Regions from separate parts of the Homo sapiens genome. Here region 1 is linked to region 2. The links are chromatin loops, found by intact Hi-C in ENCODE. Cell type or tissue: GM12878. All regions are shown on one strand. Links, peaks and the distances in the headings refer to the core of each region. The heading gives the core; the rest is flanking DNA.

Evidence for each region. Peaks named below come from ENCODE experiments on the same cell type or tissue, not always from the same donor. Only the 100,000 strongest peaks of a DNase experiment are listed, where the experiment ranks them.
Region 1: it touches region 2 in a loop (2.4-fold over the local background); 5 of 110 quality-filtered maps call a loop at or near these places.

Annotation. Positions count from the first base shown.
Region 1 is chr11:95,683,719-95,692,058 of GRCh38, reverse strand. No RefSeq gene overlaps it. Among named protein-coding and RNA genes, the nearest start is that of FAM76B, 100 kb to the left of the region's middle. In GM12878, for the core only: no CTCF peak of the experiment used is centred there; no DNase peak of the experiment used is centred there.
Region 2 is chr11:95,552,071-95,560,410 of GRCh38, reverse strand. No RefSeq gene overlaps it. Among named protein-coding and RNA genes, the nearest start is that of FAM76B, 230 kb to the left of the region's middle. In GM12878, for the core only: no CTCF peak of the experiment used is centred there; DNase peaks (open chromatin) are centred at 3,610 and 3,980; H3K4me3 peaks cover 563 bases; H3K27ac peaks cover 1,763 bases.

The DNA.
Region 1 (8,340 bases), core at 274-8,273, 130 kb before region 2:
GAATGAGGATAAAAATCCCCAGAAAGAGTACATGAAGGAGAGAAGCTAGGGTAAATAAAAGAGCCCTGGAGGACAACAAATTTGAGAGTTAACTAGAGACAGTAGAATCTACAAAGGAGCTCGGGAAGAAACAGCAAAAGAGGTTAGAGAAACCAGAAGAGTGGGTTACAGAATCCAAGGGAGAAAATATTTCATAAAGGACTAAGTAGTCAGGAGCATCAAGTACCACAAAGGTCAAGTAATAGAAAACGTTTAGAATGCCCATTGGAACTGGGAACTAAAGAAAGTCACTGACATTTTGGGGGAAAGTATAAGCAATGAAAGAGATGAAGTAGATACTGAATGTCAAATAGTATGTCTGTAAAGGAGAAATGAGATGGTAGCTCATGGAAGAGAGGAGCTTGAGGTTAAAACAAGGGATCTTTTTTTTAGTGGTGTAAAATGTCCATTTATTTTCTCACAGATCTGTATATTACTCAACTGTGTTCTCTGCTGGGGGTCTCTCAAGGCTGAAATCAGGGTGTTAGACTGGCTCTTATATGCAGGATCTGGGGAAGACTACATTTCCAGGTTCTTTCAGGTTGTCATAATTCAGTTCCTCATAGTTTCTCATGTTTACAGGACTGAGGTTCCTGTTTGCTGGTTGAGCCCACCCTACAGAGGCCACATGAATTCTTCATTCTGCAGACTCCTCCATCTTCAAAGCCACAGCGTGTTGAATCCCTTTTATGCTTCACATCTCTCTGACTTGCTCTTTTAGCTTTAATAATTAAAAAACACCTCCAAATTGTGATTTCACATAAAATTCGCCATTCTAACCGCTTTTCAGTGTGCAGTTCAGAAGTGTTAAGTATATTCATGTTCTTGTGCAACCAATCTCCAGAACTTTCTCATGTTGCAAAACTGAACCTCTGTTACCTGTGAATAACAATTCCTCGTTTCTTTCTCCTCCCAGCCCCTGACAACCGTCATTCTACTTTCTGTTTCTAGGAGTTTGACTACTCTAGGTACCTCATCTAAGTGGAATCATACAGCATTTGTCATTTTGTGATTTGTTTATTTCACTTAATATGATATCCTCCTGGTTCATCCATGTTGTAGCATGTGTCACAGTTTCCTGGGGAGGGGAATTTTTAAGATGGAAAATATGAAAAAAAAAATGGACAGAGCAGGCCACAGGAAAGGAACCAGCCCATGCGTTGAGATTAGAGAGGTCCTACTTGAAATCCTACTATCTGAGAGTCATTTATTTGATCTTCAAGATCTGTTGCCTCTTCAGTCTCCCAGGTAAAAAGCAAATATATCTCGAGATGAGTAAACTTTTAACATCCAAGGGTTGACTAGGTGGCTGTTGGTTGAAATAAAGACAGATAGGTTCCTCAAAAGGGAAAATAAAGAGTGCAAGTGGTGGATGAAGAAGAGGTGAAGACTGGTGAAAGAGTCAGTAGGTCAGACTGTTGTTGGAAACAATCCTTCTTAAGAACTCTGTGGATGTCATCTAGCTTGTCTTAGAATGCAAGTTATCTTCTCACTTAAGAATACTTGCAACTTCATTCTGTTTGGTGTAGGTGCCTATTCTGTTTGCATTTAAGAAGACCCTGGTAACAAAGGAAGAGAGCTTATAAAGACCCCATTTAGAGGGAAATCAGATGGAGACTAAGTACTTTAATGGAGAATTAATACTAAGATAGGATCAGTTAAACTCCAGATTTCAAACACAGTCTTTCCCGGTTTCCCATTACGCAATCTTGCCCAGCTTCCCATTCCAGTTTCCCAATGCGAAACTGGGAAAGACTGTGTTTGAAATCTGGGGTTGGGCTTTGCAAGGGGTGTGCCCTCAGGGGTCTTATGAGATACTCTACATATCTTCAGCTATGAACCCCTTCTTTGACCTCTTGTACAGTCAGCTTCTTGACATCTCTGTTTAGATGATGAATAGGAATCTCCAAGTCAACATTTCCAATACTTCACTTGATTTCCCATCCCTCTCCCAAATCTATTCTCTCCTAGTCTTCCTGAATTCAGAAAATGTCACTAGCATAACAATCCAGTCCCATTTTTTTTCGTGCAATTTATGAGCACATGCTGGCTGTTCTATCATGAAAGACATTTACTTCCTCCCATCTTCGTGGACTACCTAGTCCAGGCATTGTAATTTCTCACCTGAACTACTGCAGTTGCCCCTAACTGGTCTTTCTGCTCCATTTTTGCCAATATGTAATCAGCTCTCTAAACAGCAGCCTCAAAATTCTTTAATGTCTTTTCACTGCAGTTGGGATAAAATTAAAATTCTCTACCACAGGTGCTGGGCCCTAATAGCATCTCTGACCTCATCAACTGTTTTCTCTTCCCTTATCCCTTTCCAGCTGCATCTGCCTCCTTTCCATTCCTCATCCCCACCAATTTTGTTCTCATCTTAAGGCTCTTCTGGGACTCTTCCTCCAAATCCTGTCATTGCTGTCTCATTAACATTCTAATCTCAGCTCAAATGTTTCCTCCTCAGAAAGCTGTCCCTGACCACCCAATCTAAAGAAATCTTTCACCTGACTCACTCTATGCTATGCCACCCTTTTAAATTTTTCTTCATGAGTGTTTTCACTATCTAGAATAATCATTTTTATTTGTATGTTTTTCATTATATCTCTCTCATTAAAGTAAAAACTCTAAGGACAAAATGTTGCATCTATCTCATTTCTGTATTCTCAGAATGTAGAACAGTGTCTGGTACAAAGTAGATGCTCAATAAATGTGTTGACTGCATAAGTGAATCCTTTCCAAACAGGTTGGTTGAAAATTGCTGGTGGATAAGCAGATGGCAAGCAGGGAGCCCTATTCTGAGAGTGGATTTCTGCTCTTGTGAAAAGATGAAACAAGAACACATTATTCAACGAATTAACAAAAACAGTTCTGGACTCTTCCGGTTACAGGGCAAGTGTTTTTGAAGGTGAAAACAATGTGGTCTTGATCTCTTTTCCTGGCTTTGCAAAGAACAAGGAAGATGAAATCAGTGATTTCAAAATGAGTCACTGGAAACAAGTGTTTTTCAAAGAACACACCTTGAAGTTTAAACCAGGTGACGATGAGGGAGGAAGAAAAACATGATGGTATTTTAGACCTCGTAAACTTTTCAGCAGTTCAGAGGAGGTTTGTCAATTCAAATATGTACATGAAACCATGGGCTATCGTACCCTCAAGGAATGAGTGATTCTGGGTATCTGTGGATGGCTGTTTTCCTGATAACTGATGGTTAACTTGTAATTGCTGTAACTGATTTTTTTTAATGGAAAACATTCTAAAAATTTTCCCTTGATTAAGGGAGGCAGTGGAATAAACATGGGCTGCAGGGCAGGATAGACGTAGGCTATGTCCAAGTTCTGCAACTAAAAAATTCTATGACGTTGGCACTTACCCACACTGAGATACAGGTTCTTTATCTGAAAGATGGGACTAATGATAGCTCATTGAAGGGTTGTGTGGATGACATAAAACAGTGATTGTAAAAATGTCACTATACTAAATAGAAATTTCAGACATGGTAAATATTATTGAAGCTACTAGAAAAATATGCGCTTTAAAGATATTGATCAACATATATCCTTTTCTAATGCCTCATTGTCAATATTATGAACAGATAAAATCTGTAACGTCTTGTTAAAATAGCTATAGATCCATGTGATGTAAAATATGAGCTCAAATATGTGTCAGTACCACTAGCAACATTAAAATTGTGCTTTTCTGGAAACACCTCTGATGTCAGATTGTTTCTACCCATTTGCCTTTCTGTCATGACAGTTAAGTGAGATGTGGTGAAATTCATGACTTCCAGGTCAGCTTTACATGGCCACTTTCATGCAAAATCAATTAGTCAACTAAAGACTGTCTTTCAGAAGTAGATTTGTGATCCTCCAAAAAGCCTCTCTTGTCTGTGTTGATGCACTCCTTGGCAGGATGTAAGGTAGTGTTTTCTAGGTTTCTTCCATGGACCCAGTGGAAAAGGATTCTGTGATAAAATACTTTTGGGAGTTAGATTGTCAATGCACGGTGACAACTTCAAGACTCTGAAATGTCATAAAGCAAGACAAAATATTTAATTTGGAACTAATATTTCTTAAACAATTAGAGTACAATTTTTCTTTAACATAACACCTGTTCACAGGAAATTCACTTGCTACAGAACACATTTGAAGTAACACTGCTGTAAGAAAATGTTATGTTTCTTAAGAAAATAAAACCAAGAACTTTAAGGTCGTCCTTGGAAGGAGAGGCTCTTGTAGAGAAGGAAGAGACATCATTCTGACCCTGAAGTTTTATCACTTTCCAAGGTAGGAAAATGCCATATCGTATAGGGCATTGCATACTATACATTCCCTGGGGAGCATTTTGAAAATGTGGGGGCACTTTTGTCTTCTAGCATGATCATACTTGAGCATTTACTTATGAAAGACCATTATCATCAACTATTTTCCTTTTATTTTTTCTTTTATAATATAGTTTAATACTTATATTGATTTCTTCTTATGTGCAGATAGGTTATATTATTTTTGAATTTTATTTTAGTATAGCAAAGGGATGATCACAAAATATTCGTTCTAAGAAGGTGTTGTTCGTGTAGCAGGGGTGGGAATTACTCATTTAGGGGTTTCTTGCTTATTTCTACTGTCACCCTCACACAGGTATGCCAGTGTCAGGAGGCTCTTGTCCTTCTTTTAATTTTGTCCCTGGCAAAACAAAACAAAATTTTGCTAACTGCTCAAGGAGAAAAGCAGGGAAATAAATATGGAGAGTTGGAAGAAATCACAGTAGGAAGAATCTAAACAGTTTGGCCCACAAGATGTGACTTTCTGCAGCATCTTACAGAATCTGTCCCAGCCCCTGTGTGTCCCAGAGATAAAGAAATGATTTATTTGAATCTCCAACTTTCTAGTACTTGGCTTATTTCCATGAGTTGATTATTAATTTTTGAATGTATCATCCAAGAAACACTTTCTTAGAAATTGACATCCTCCAAAGCTCAGGTCAGGAACATGAGACAGTTTTACTTTTCCCCTTGTATTTATTAGAATTGGGTTCAGTGTCTTGTGGAAGAAAACCCAAATATGGCAGCTTAAATCAGAACTTTTTGTTGTCTCATGTAAAAACTGGAGATCAGCATCCAAGAGGGATATGAACAAGTTTCCTCCAGTTTTCTTCTCTGCCATCCCTTGGGGGTGTTGTATATGGTCCAAGATGCTTGTTGAAGCTCCGGTTATTATCCATATCAGTTAAGAGAAAGAAGAAAAGAAAGGAGAAAATCATGCCTTTTCCCTTTTTAAACACTGTTCCAAAGTTGTACACACTACTTCTTTGGCCAGAACTTGGTTGTAAGGTTGCACATATCTGCAAAGACGACTAGGAAATGTAATCATCATTCCAGGAACCCACAAGCCCAGCTGAGATTAGTGGGTTCCATAATAGTTGGGATAAAATTTCACCCCCATTTTCCAAAGTAGCCTCATTTATTCTGGATTCCATATTTCCAGATTTGCCTGTTACTTATATAACTGACTTTAGAATTGACTTCAGATACTTCGGGTGTCCCTTTTATAGGTGCAATAGTTACGCAATAACTTATTTTAATATAATAGGAGCATTTATATGATAGAAAATGTTTCTGTACTTTAATGGTGTATGAGATGTATTCTCATGTGAGTACAACTTACTCTTCCTCTGATTTCTCCACCACCGACAGTGAAAACATCTTCAAAATACTCATCTTCTACTTGCAGTTTTTCTTATGAGATGTGAATTAATAATTCTTTTTCCAACTATATTTAGCCTTTTGATGCCAAACCTTGGTATGAAACATCAGAATTAGCCCTGATAAAAATGTACATGATTCAGTCAGCTTCAATTATTCATAAAACATTATAATTTTCCATTGAGCATTGAACCAGAAATGGGATAATTATGATGTTATATGGCTGAACACATAAAAAAAGTAGTGTACATTTTTCAGTTTATGGAAGATGCATCTTTACTATATGTCTGCATGCTCAGATAAATTGTTGTAGCTTCCTCTTCTGAGCATCAGTGTCACAGAGAGTAGATAAGCAATATTGTCTGGATGGACTTGGATTTGTCAGTGTTCCCTGGCTTCTCAATGTAAACTTTATATCCTCAAGTTCTCCAACCTTTAAGGCCACACTTACTCTGAATAATAATACTAATGATAATAATAATAATAATAATAATAACAATATGGGCATCCTTTCCACATGTACAGAAAATGTAGTATCTTCTCATAACCTATCCCCACATATTCCTGAGAATCCCCAAGGAACACTCACGTGCCCCACAAATCTATCCTGGTTTTGGCTTCTCCCTTCAGCTTGTTATTTTGTCCCAGATGACTTATCTGTGCCTGGGCACCTCTTGCTGTTTTGTAACCAACTTCTCATGGCTTCTGCTGATTTCCTTGCACTGATTTCTCTCATCGCAGAAACAGGCCCCTCTCTTAATTCCCAGAAAGCATTGCCTGGGCTGGAATAGTTAACTAAAGTGGCCAATGACTTGGGAAATACAAAGAAAAGACAGAAAGGAAAAGCTTACTCTTTTCCACCATGTATTGCTACTCCTGGAGCCCCTAGCCCCTAGCTTATTGCCCCCACAGAAGGAAATGCCCTCCCCTCACTTTCTCAACAGGCCTTTGGGAGGTCTTTCTTTCTCAAAACAGTGACTGCTCATACTCCCCTCTGCCCTGCCCCTCCCCAAGGGCAACAAACAAGCAAAAATACAGCATTCCAGTTCTAGATAGAGCAACTGGGTACATATAATATGTTTTCTCTTTTAAGATTTTCAAATACATTTTAGATTTGTACACTTTGGCTTCCATTTAAAAAATGCAGTTAAAGTCAAGGAGTGGCTTCACTGAGATGCCAAGCTTTTTTGTTTTTCTCCAATACGGTGCCAGCAAAGTTACTGTTATGGCTCAGTTTTGTCATTTAGTTTTGCCTTGATGCAGTGAACAGGGAACACCCCCACAGACTGCTAAGCTGTGTACCAGGTGTTGTGCCTTTGATGAGGCCCAGGAATGTTTCAAGGAGTGTGCGGTATAGGGCAGGTGACTGTTGGCTTCTCCTATTTTCCCACCACATGTGGGCACACATCTGCTGTGTCCTGCTGGCACTCTCCTTGGGCTCCCATTGCCTTGGCCTCATTTCTTAGCTCTTTTCCCCTGGCAAGCCTCTTCCACAGTGTGGGGGTGTCTGCTGCTCACCAAGCTGGTATCACATCTAAACTCCATCTTTACCACTGCCTCCACATTTACTCATATTTGTCATTCTCTCTCTCTCTTTTTTTCCTAATTTCCTAATTAGCCGCTCACATTTCCTGTTATTTTACTCATGTTTCTTGGATAATGAGATGTATAGGTATTGCCATCCAATGAGAGTTTTTATTCCATTTCATAGCCATGGGATGACTTAGATCCTCAGCATTTCTGACTCTTTCATTTGATGTGGGCTGTTTTCAGAAATTGCTTCTCTACCACTGAGAGATTTTTGCTTTGTTTCATTCAAATATTTCAGCCATTTTTTGAACCTGGAGCTGTTCCAGAAGTCTAATGGATTCAGAAGGCTCCACTTAGGCAGAGTTTTTCTGTTTATCAATTATTATAATGGTGCTTGGTATTCAACATGTGCTGTGTATCAGAATGTACAGACCTGAATTAGAGGTGATGTTTTCCAGGAAGGTCCAATTCAATCATGAGAAAGAGTATGTCTTTGGGTTGTTAATTCTGCAGAAGAATGCATTTCTGTTCCTCCATTATAAATTGGGCAAGGGTGGGTTCTCAATTGGTTAAAAGTGATTGAGGGTTTAAAGCTAGCGTGAAGAAAATATAAAATTGTTCTGAAACATTCTGGATATAAAAGGTGAAAACAATGAGGATTGTCAAAAAACTGGCATCAGTTGGGGTTTTTTTATTGTAAATAACAAAAATCCAAGTAAAACTGACTGAAGGAAATAGGAGATTATTTGGTTCCTGCAAGTAGAAAGAATGGGGTGCGGCTGGCCTCACTTTCAGCTGGGTGCCAGGTTTCTCTCTGCATCTCTCCTGTCTCTGCTCCACCTTGCCTGATGGTGCCCTTTTCTTCTGTGGCAGATAGATATTCTCTATGCAACATGGCCAATGTAGCTTATGTGGCTTATTCCATTGTTCCAGACCCTTGGCTTAATAAAAATCTTCCCAGCTCAGTGATTATGGAGAAATAAGCAGTGAAATTTTCTCTTCCTGTTTCAATCCATACAAATCATAGTGAAAGATTCTCTTGGCACAACTAAGGTCCTGAGCCTGTCACATGG
Region 2 (8,340 bases), core at 134-8,133:
AACATAAGTTTTGGAAGGGATATTCAAACCCTGGTCAATGGGTTTCATTTCACGTGCCTCCTGAAGTGTTTGGCTGTGATGAGAAGGATGGTGAGCCCCAGCTCAGGTCCTGGGAGAAGGAATGCCCTGATGGATTGTCAGTGCCTGTTGTGACTATGGAGTGGGCTTCTGCAGGAGCAAGGCAGCAGGCTATTTGCTAAGGCTGCCCCCGAGTATCACAGAATGGTGAAGGAAAGCTATTTTTAGCTGTCCTCCTCAGAGGCTTTCCCTTCTGTTTTGATTTTTGGTTCCCTCATACTCTGGCTTATAAATCACCTCACTCTCCGACAGGCTGGTTGGGCAGGACTTGCTGCATTCTGGGAGCTTGGCAAGCTCACTGTCACAATTCTTGCAAGTTACAAAAGGTGAGAGTTCTGGCCAGTGAAGAGGTAAGGCTTGGGAGGGTGTCAGTGGCCGTATAAAGTAGCGTTATAAAGTGTCTGACTATTCCTGTTTTAAATATGCCACATTGTAAAAAGTAATGGCAAAATTATTAATCCCAAGAAGGCTTGCCTGTGGTCTTTTGTGTGGAATAAGCTGGCTTACCTAACAGTGGCTATTGACTTTCATGCTGACAAGCCTGGAACCTGGAATATTCTGCCATCTTTTAAAGCCTTCCCTAATGGTCTTTGAAATTATGATATCTGATTAGGCAGCTTTTGTGAGGAAGATCGAGTCACTTCAAATGCGGCTAGAAGGGAACTCAAAGGGTTACTTAGCACTGAGCCATAGCAGTAAGAAAAGAATCTAAATTAATCTTGTTAAAAAGTTCTAGAAAATTTTAAATTTTGATATCTCTCTAAAAGACATTTATGCTCCATGAGGAATACAGAGTTGGGCCTCTGAGAAAACTGAGCAGAAAATCAGGTCACAGAACTTGCTATAGGACTTTATGAAGGGTCCATATTAATTCTCACATGTATGCATGTCTATGTGTAGGGTCTATGACACATCAGCTGCAAGGAAGGAGCTGCATTTTTCTTGTCCCCTCACAGATGGCATCATAAAACAATTTATTCAATATACTATTAGAACCTATCAAGGTGGCCTAATGTTCCCCAAGCAAACCTACAAAAAGTAATCGTCACTCAAAGAAGAAGAAAGAGGAAGAGGAGGAAGAGGAAAGAAAAAAAAGAAGAAAGTTAAATTGCTATGGGAGCAGACAGAAAAGAATGTCTGATGCTCTGCTGGGAGATAACGTTTCCAGATGTGAAAGTACAAACTTACCAGGTGGATATCGGAGTGGATGGTGTGGGTCTGAATTCCAGAAAGAGGAGCAGCTGGTGCAAAGGCCTGGATGTGTGATGGAGCCCAGTGTGTTTCGCAAGGCTGGAACAAGGGGAATAGCAGGGAAGTTGTGAGAGACAGAACCAGAGAAGATATTCTTAGGCTCAGGCCTACCATAGAAAATAGGAAATCCAGAAGCCATTCCTGCTCTGTTATACATGTAGCTGACTCTCTTTTTCCTATTCTTCTTGCTCTTTCTCTACTCTTCATACCAACAGTGCCTTCAACACTGTTGAATTATCACGACATTGTTATGACAGCTGCCCAGTAACCATTGTTCTTTAGTAGCAGTGACCTAATTTCCCCTGGAGAACCATCCATTTCTCACTCTCTTACCATGGAGTTTGGATGTAGCTGGGCTCATCTCCTAACTCTTAAGTTGGGTCCTGAACCTAATGTTGGGAATCTTTCTGCCTCTTTAGAGGAAGAAGTACTCCATAAATCACACCACCCTCCTGTCTTTGGGGTAGGTGGACTGAAAGATGTTAAGCCTGGAGGTGCTCTTAATTATATTTGCTGCCATTTGAAGAACTGGCCTGAGAATAAAGCAATGTTGAGGACAATAGAGCCAAGAGATGGAGAAAGACAAATGACATTTGTTTTTTGAGTACCTGGATCTAGCTATGGATGAAGCCACTTCAGCTCCTTGTTTTTCTGTAACATGAAACAATCCTGTTTACAATTAGATACATGTTACCTGCAAACACAGTGGCCTCTAAGGCCCTAGCTCCCTATCACCTCAGTGACTTACAGTGCCTTGGAGCATTTGATAACTTGATTCAACTCAAGAACCTCAGTCTTAGAAATCGTTAAGTGCTCCGAGGAGAACAGTTACTCAAATGGGACATGTTTGGCCTTTATGGCTCCAAGTGCCCTCAACTATTCTGACTCCCTACCCTGCATCTGTTCTTTAATAAATGCTTGCCGGGGACATTCATATGGAAGAACTGTCCAACTCTGAGGCTAAGAACTCCAGCTGTAAGTGATAAGGTTCCTTCTGAGGATGCATCAAGAGCATGCCAGCTCTAGGGGTCTTGCTACTTCCACCATGCCCTCTGGTCACCTTAGTTCTAGGCAGCTACTCTTTAGTTTACTCATCCTAATTTCCTCATCCTGGTTAAAAACATCATTATTCTTGCTGGAATATCAACTACTGGCTGACAGCAGTTATCACTCAAGCCTGCCTAACCACTTAAGCTAGAAAGATTAAGAGGAGTTGGAATCCAACAGACTTTAGTTCAAATCTGGGTTAACCAAATAATTCATTATTTGACTTTGGGCAACTTCTTAGCCTCTATGAGCTTTAGTTTCCTTATCTATAGAATGGGGCTTATAATCAGTACCCAATGCAAGTAATTGTTGTTTGGACTAAATACAATCTAAACAACAATAATCATGGTACACCAAGCCTGTCACTCCAGTTTATCATAATGTGACTTCTACTTGATTTTCCCATCTTTCTCCATGATTCCTTCCCCATTCTTATGGAAACTTCCTCATTCTTATGAAACTGCATCAGTTCCAACCTCACAGATGCAGTCACCAATCTGAATGTGCATGCACAGCTCCATCACTGTGACTTTGACTCTATAGTTCCTTTCACCTGAAATGTCCTATTATCCTTCTTCAAGACTCAGCTCAATTTTACCTCTTCTATGAATCGTTCTTTTACCAGGTCAGCTCCTAACTCTTTGATCTCCTGGAGAACTTATGGCTGAAAGCTATCCATTTATCATCCCGTTTTGAACATTTGCTTTCTTTAATATTTTGTATCCCCAACTAGATTGCACCCTCCCTGACCCAGTGTCTTACACATAGATGGCACTCAACAAATATTTGCTAAATGCTTTATTTTCCTTTTATGTCATTGGGTAACACTGAAATTCTAATAACTAAATGTAAAAAGACAACCTACCTCCCCAGCACCATAACCACCACAAAAGGCTGTACAGCTTAAGTTAAGGCCTGTCTTCTGCTTTTGAATTTGCAATTGGAAACATATGGTGATTTGGAACATAGCCATTTTTTTTCTTTTTTTTTTCTGTCTAAAGAAACCTTTAAAGCCTCACTAAATATGTCAAGAAACAGCAATGAAAATGTCAAGAAATTGTAATATTGCTTATTGCAAAACACACACACACACACACACACCCCACTGCTGATGTGTTTATGAAGTTCCAAGTTGAAAAAACAAGGGCTAATTTTAGATTCTGGTTTTTTCCTTCAAGTCATAATAAGAAAAAATACAAACATCAACTGAAACCCCAGTGCACAAAACCTCTTAGTCATACCCAGTAGGCACTTTCAAAAACCAATTTTCTAGAGAAAGGATTGTAATTCGTAGCTCATTGAATCACGAATCCTGCTGCCCTGATGAATAGAAGGGATTGAAAGAACCACCACTGGAGTCCTGTGGCCCAGTCTTGAATGCAGATGTCAAAAATGGGAGCCACGACTTGGATGTTGTTTTCTCACACATTTTCCAGCTCGTTGAAACCCTGCAGTGCTTAAGATGACTTTGAAGACCCCAACTCAGGAGAAAATGAGCAACCCAGTTCTCAGTGACAGGAATGCCAATCTTTTGACATCCTGATAATCATCACAGCAATCAGTGGGGAATCAGGTATTGAAACTTAGACTTCACTGGGGAAATTCCCATCCAGTGCAGAGGAGTCTTTATTAAGAAAGCTCTGACTTTCTAAACACTCTGGTATCAGTAGCTCAATTCTCATTGCGGAAGACAGAGTGGGGAGGCAGAGTGATTGTTTCTGGATAATCCTGCTTTCTCCAGGGGGAATTCCTGACTTCTGGGCTACTGGTGTCCCAGAAGCAATGCCATCCTCTCCAGAACCATCTCAGAAGAATGACATCATCATGCCCTTACTCTTTGTTCTCTCATTTCCCTGCTTTCTTATAAACATCAGTAAATATATTAAAGCCAAGGCCAACAGAACCTTCAAAAAGATGTCTGTGTGTCATAGAATCATGGATCCCTTATGTCTTTACTGGAACTTGCTTTTTTTTTTTTTTTTTACTGTAATCACTGGGGCTTCAGTGATAAGATACCTTCATCACTAGCCAAAACATTATTCAAGAACCAGTCGAAATCTCGGATTCTTTATGAGCCCTTCCTCGGCAACTTTGGTCTTCTGGGAACCTTCTCTCCTCTCAGCCTTAGAAAACGTATTGATTAAACCTTCATTTGTTATTCACTGTGAACTTCTTTATTTTTTTGTGTGGGCAAGACTTTTCTTCTCAAATCGGTAGTGTCTTGTCTTATTTTATCATAAAGTTTAACAGAACCCTGAAGCCAGATGATCTGCGTTCCAGTGTGGCTTTGACACTTTCTAGGTGTGCAACACTGAGCAAGTTACCTAACTTCTCTGTACTTCACTTTCTTTATCTGTAAAATGAGGCTAGTAATGATATCTATCTCATAGAAAGGTAATGAATATTAAAGCAGTTAATCGATGTGAACTGTGTGGAACAGGCCTAGGAGACAGTAAGCACTAAATAATGCTATATATTAACTCCCTCAATACCTCTCACAGCAGTCCATACCATAGCTGATTCATTCATTTAACAAATGTGTATTGAGTGGCTACTATATTTCAGGGACCATTTTACAAGTTAGTAATGCAGGGGTGAACAAAGTTGATGAAGCTATTTCTCATGGAATCTACTCTCCAGAGAGACATATAATAAATAAATAAATAAATAACATGGTAAAACATAATTTAATACAACATAATAGGATATGGTTTCAGATAATGTTGTGAGCACTGGAGCAGCAGCATAGGGGATAAAGTGCGATGGGGGACTAGTCTACGAGAGGGTGGGGACACATTTTAAGTATTCACTAAGCATTTAATTGCCAAATCTGGAGAAAGAGGCTCACTGGCAACCCATCGGAAAGCTTGAAGCTGTGCATGACATGTTCCTTTCTGAATGTCCAATTAGAAAGAAGACTGTGAAGAAGGAAGTAAAATGGTAAAGTAAGCTAAATGTGTCCTGGGCAGCACATCTCCTGACTTGACATTATGTGTCCCTTCCTCTAATTCTACTTCTAAAATCATGTTTGCTAATTATAGCTGCCCAGAGATGTTCGGTGAAATTTAATCAATGATTTAATCTTCAGAACTTTCCTTTCATTTCCTAATCAAAGTTGACCAGTAATCCTAAATCCCCTTTCCTGAGGCCTCTGATTCTCTGCATTTCAGGATTAGACCGATTTATTTCCTAAACTATTCCAGGAATGTTTTCTAGTGGTGCTTGTGTGTAAAGGGGGAAAAAGCCTGGTTGCTCTCAGGCTATATTTCTGCTTTAGTGATGGCTATCTAATAATATGGTCCCAACTCAAGTAATTTGTATAATAACATCAATTTTTAAAAGCAAGACTGAGAAAAGATATCTTAGGGGCAGGTGAAACCTTGTGATACCTGAAAACAAAATCTCACAATATAGGCTGCATTCTTGTTCTAGAAAGTATAATTTTGTGGTTAATTATGATTCTGGAATCATACAGATCTGCGTACAAATTGTGGCCCCCGCCAATTACTTGCTATGTGATTTCCAAAAAGTAACCGTTTCTCAGTTTCCTCATCTGTAGACTGGGCAGACTAATGCTACTTCTTTTCTGGTTTTTAATAAGAATTAAATGAGTTCATGCAAGTAGCACATTTGGTACAGTATCTGATGTATTTCAAATACACAATCATATCTTCTAAAAATCTGTTTGTACAAATACAAAGTCTCTTTGTTTGACCAAAAGAGAGATTAATTTACACAGCTGCTCTTCAGAATGGAGTTTTTCATAGCAAATGTGAATATGGTTCCTTTCTTGACCTAACCCTAGGCAGGAAACAGTTTCCTTAGGTTGGGCACATTGTAATTGTGGTAAAACTGTGTAACCTTATTCATAACATGTCGTGTTTTGTTTGATGGTTTACAAATATTCTAAAGAGCTTGACCCATCAAAGAAGCTAGAGGTTGCCAGTTAGAGGAAACAGTCTGTAACTGAGAAACTTTCGAGTGAATAGCTTAAAAGAAAGAAAATACAAATAATTTCTTCACACCTCCATTAAAGGAGAGGCTCAACTCATCCGGGAAAGATGGCAGCAGGGTTCAAGGTGCCTTTGGAGAGAAATTGGGAAGAGTTTATGTACTGGGTAACGTGGTGTGAATGGGGTGGGGTGGAGATAAAAGATTTCCTGGAGTGTATCGGGGAATGGGCTACACCTGGAACTGGGAAAAAAGGCTTGTAACTTTACTGATGAGAGAAACATAGTTGCCGTTCTCTACATAAAAAGAAACCAGTGTTTGCAGCAGTTGAGTGAAGATGCAGACATTTAAATGATACTGAGATGTTTGTATTTTCTTTGACGGAGCCACCTCTTGTACCAATCTAGCAGCACCATTCTCAGGGGAGAGAATACAACATGAACGGGACCTCTGGAGCATAACTCCACTGTGTTTTTGTGAATGGAGTCCCCAGGAGTTGTGAAAGGCAAAAGCCTTGTCTTTAAGCTATTGCTCAAATTACATTATTTTTATTGCTTATAAGAATACATCACTGAGAGTGTTGTCTTATTAGTAAAATAGTGTTTGCCAGCCTATGAAAGCAATTAGTGATTCTCAAAGTGTGGTCTCTGGGCCACCTGCTTCCGAAATCATCTGGGGTGTTTTCTTCTCTTTTCTTTTCTTTCTTTTCTTTTCTTTTTTTTTTTTTTTTTTGAGATGGAGTCTTGCTCTGTTGCCCAGGCTGGAGTGCAGCAGAGTGATCTCAGCTCACTGCAACCTCTGCCTCCCGGGTTCAAGCAATTCTTCTGCCTCAGCCTCTTGAGTAGCTGGGACTACAGGCGCGCCCCCCATGCCTGGCTAATTTTTGTATTTTTAGTAGAGAAGGAGTTTCACCATGTTAGCCAGGATGATCTCGATCTCCTGACCTCGTGATCCACCTGCCTCGGCCTCCCAAAGTGCTGGGATTACAGGCATGAGCCACCGCGCCCGGCCTTGGGGTGTTTTCTAAAATGCAGATTCCTGGGTCCCACTTGAATCTTCTGACTCTATGGGGAATGGGGTCCAACAATCTGTTTTCCAAAGCATACCAGCTTATTCTAAAACACATTACAGTTTGAGGTCCAAAGAAATAGAAATTGTCAGAGACATAAGAGTGAATTTAAGAAAAAGAGCAGAGCAAATAATATGAGTAAGGCAGGTTGATTTAATTACTTCCTTTTATCAGAACTTTAGAAGTATATTCATCATAGATTTTCTCAGGTCGACTCCTGTAACTAGTTTGGTCATTCCTGAGTTTAGAGAAAGTATTCCTTTTAGATACACTCTTTTGTGTCCTAGAGAACCTGAAGTAACCTAGCTTAGTATGGATGGAAGAGAGTCATTTTAATGAGAAGACTCAATTTTAAAGACATGGATTTAGATTGAAAAGAGCTTAGCTACAGTCTGAAACAGCAAAGAGAAAATGCTTTCTATGTCCTAAAGGGAAAACAAACAAGCTAAAATAAACAAAATCAACAGCAACCAAAAACAAAGTAAGAACAAAACCTCTCTTTTTAAAAGCAGCTGCTGGAAGTTTGTACCCTTTGACCCAAATCTCCCCATTTTCCCTATCATCCAGCCCTTTCAGTTTTCTTTTTGTTGTTGTTGTTGCTTTTTTGAGATGGAGTCTAGTTCTGTCACCCAGGCTGGAGTGCAGTGATGTGATCTTGACTGACTACAACCTCCGCCTCCCAGGTTCAATTGATTCTCCTGCCTCAGCCTCCTTAGTAGCTGGAATTACAGGCGCCTGCCACCACGCCCCGCTAATTTTTGTATTTTTAGTAGAGACAGGGTTTCACTGTGTTGGCCAGTCTGGTCTCGAACTCCTGACCTTGTGATCTGCTGGCCTCGGCCTCCAGCCCTTTCAGTTTTAAGATGAATAAGTACTGGAGACCTAATATATAGTATAGTAACTACAGTTTAGAAATAATATTTTGTATATTTGAAATTTGCTGA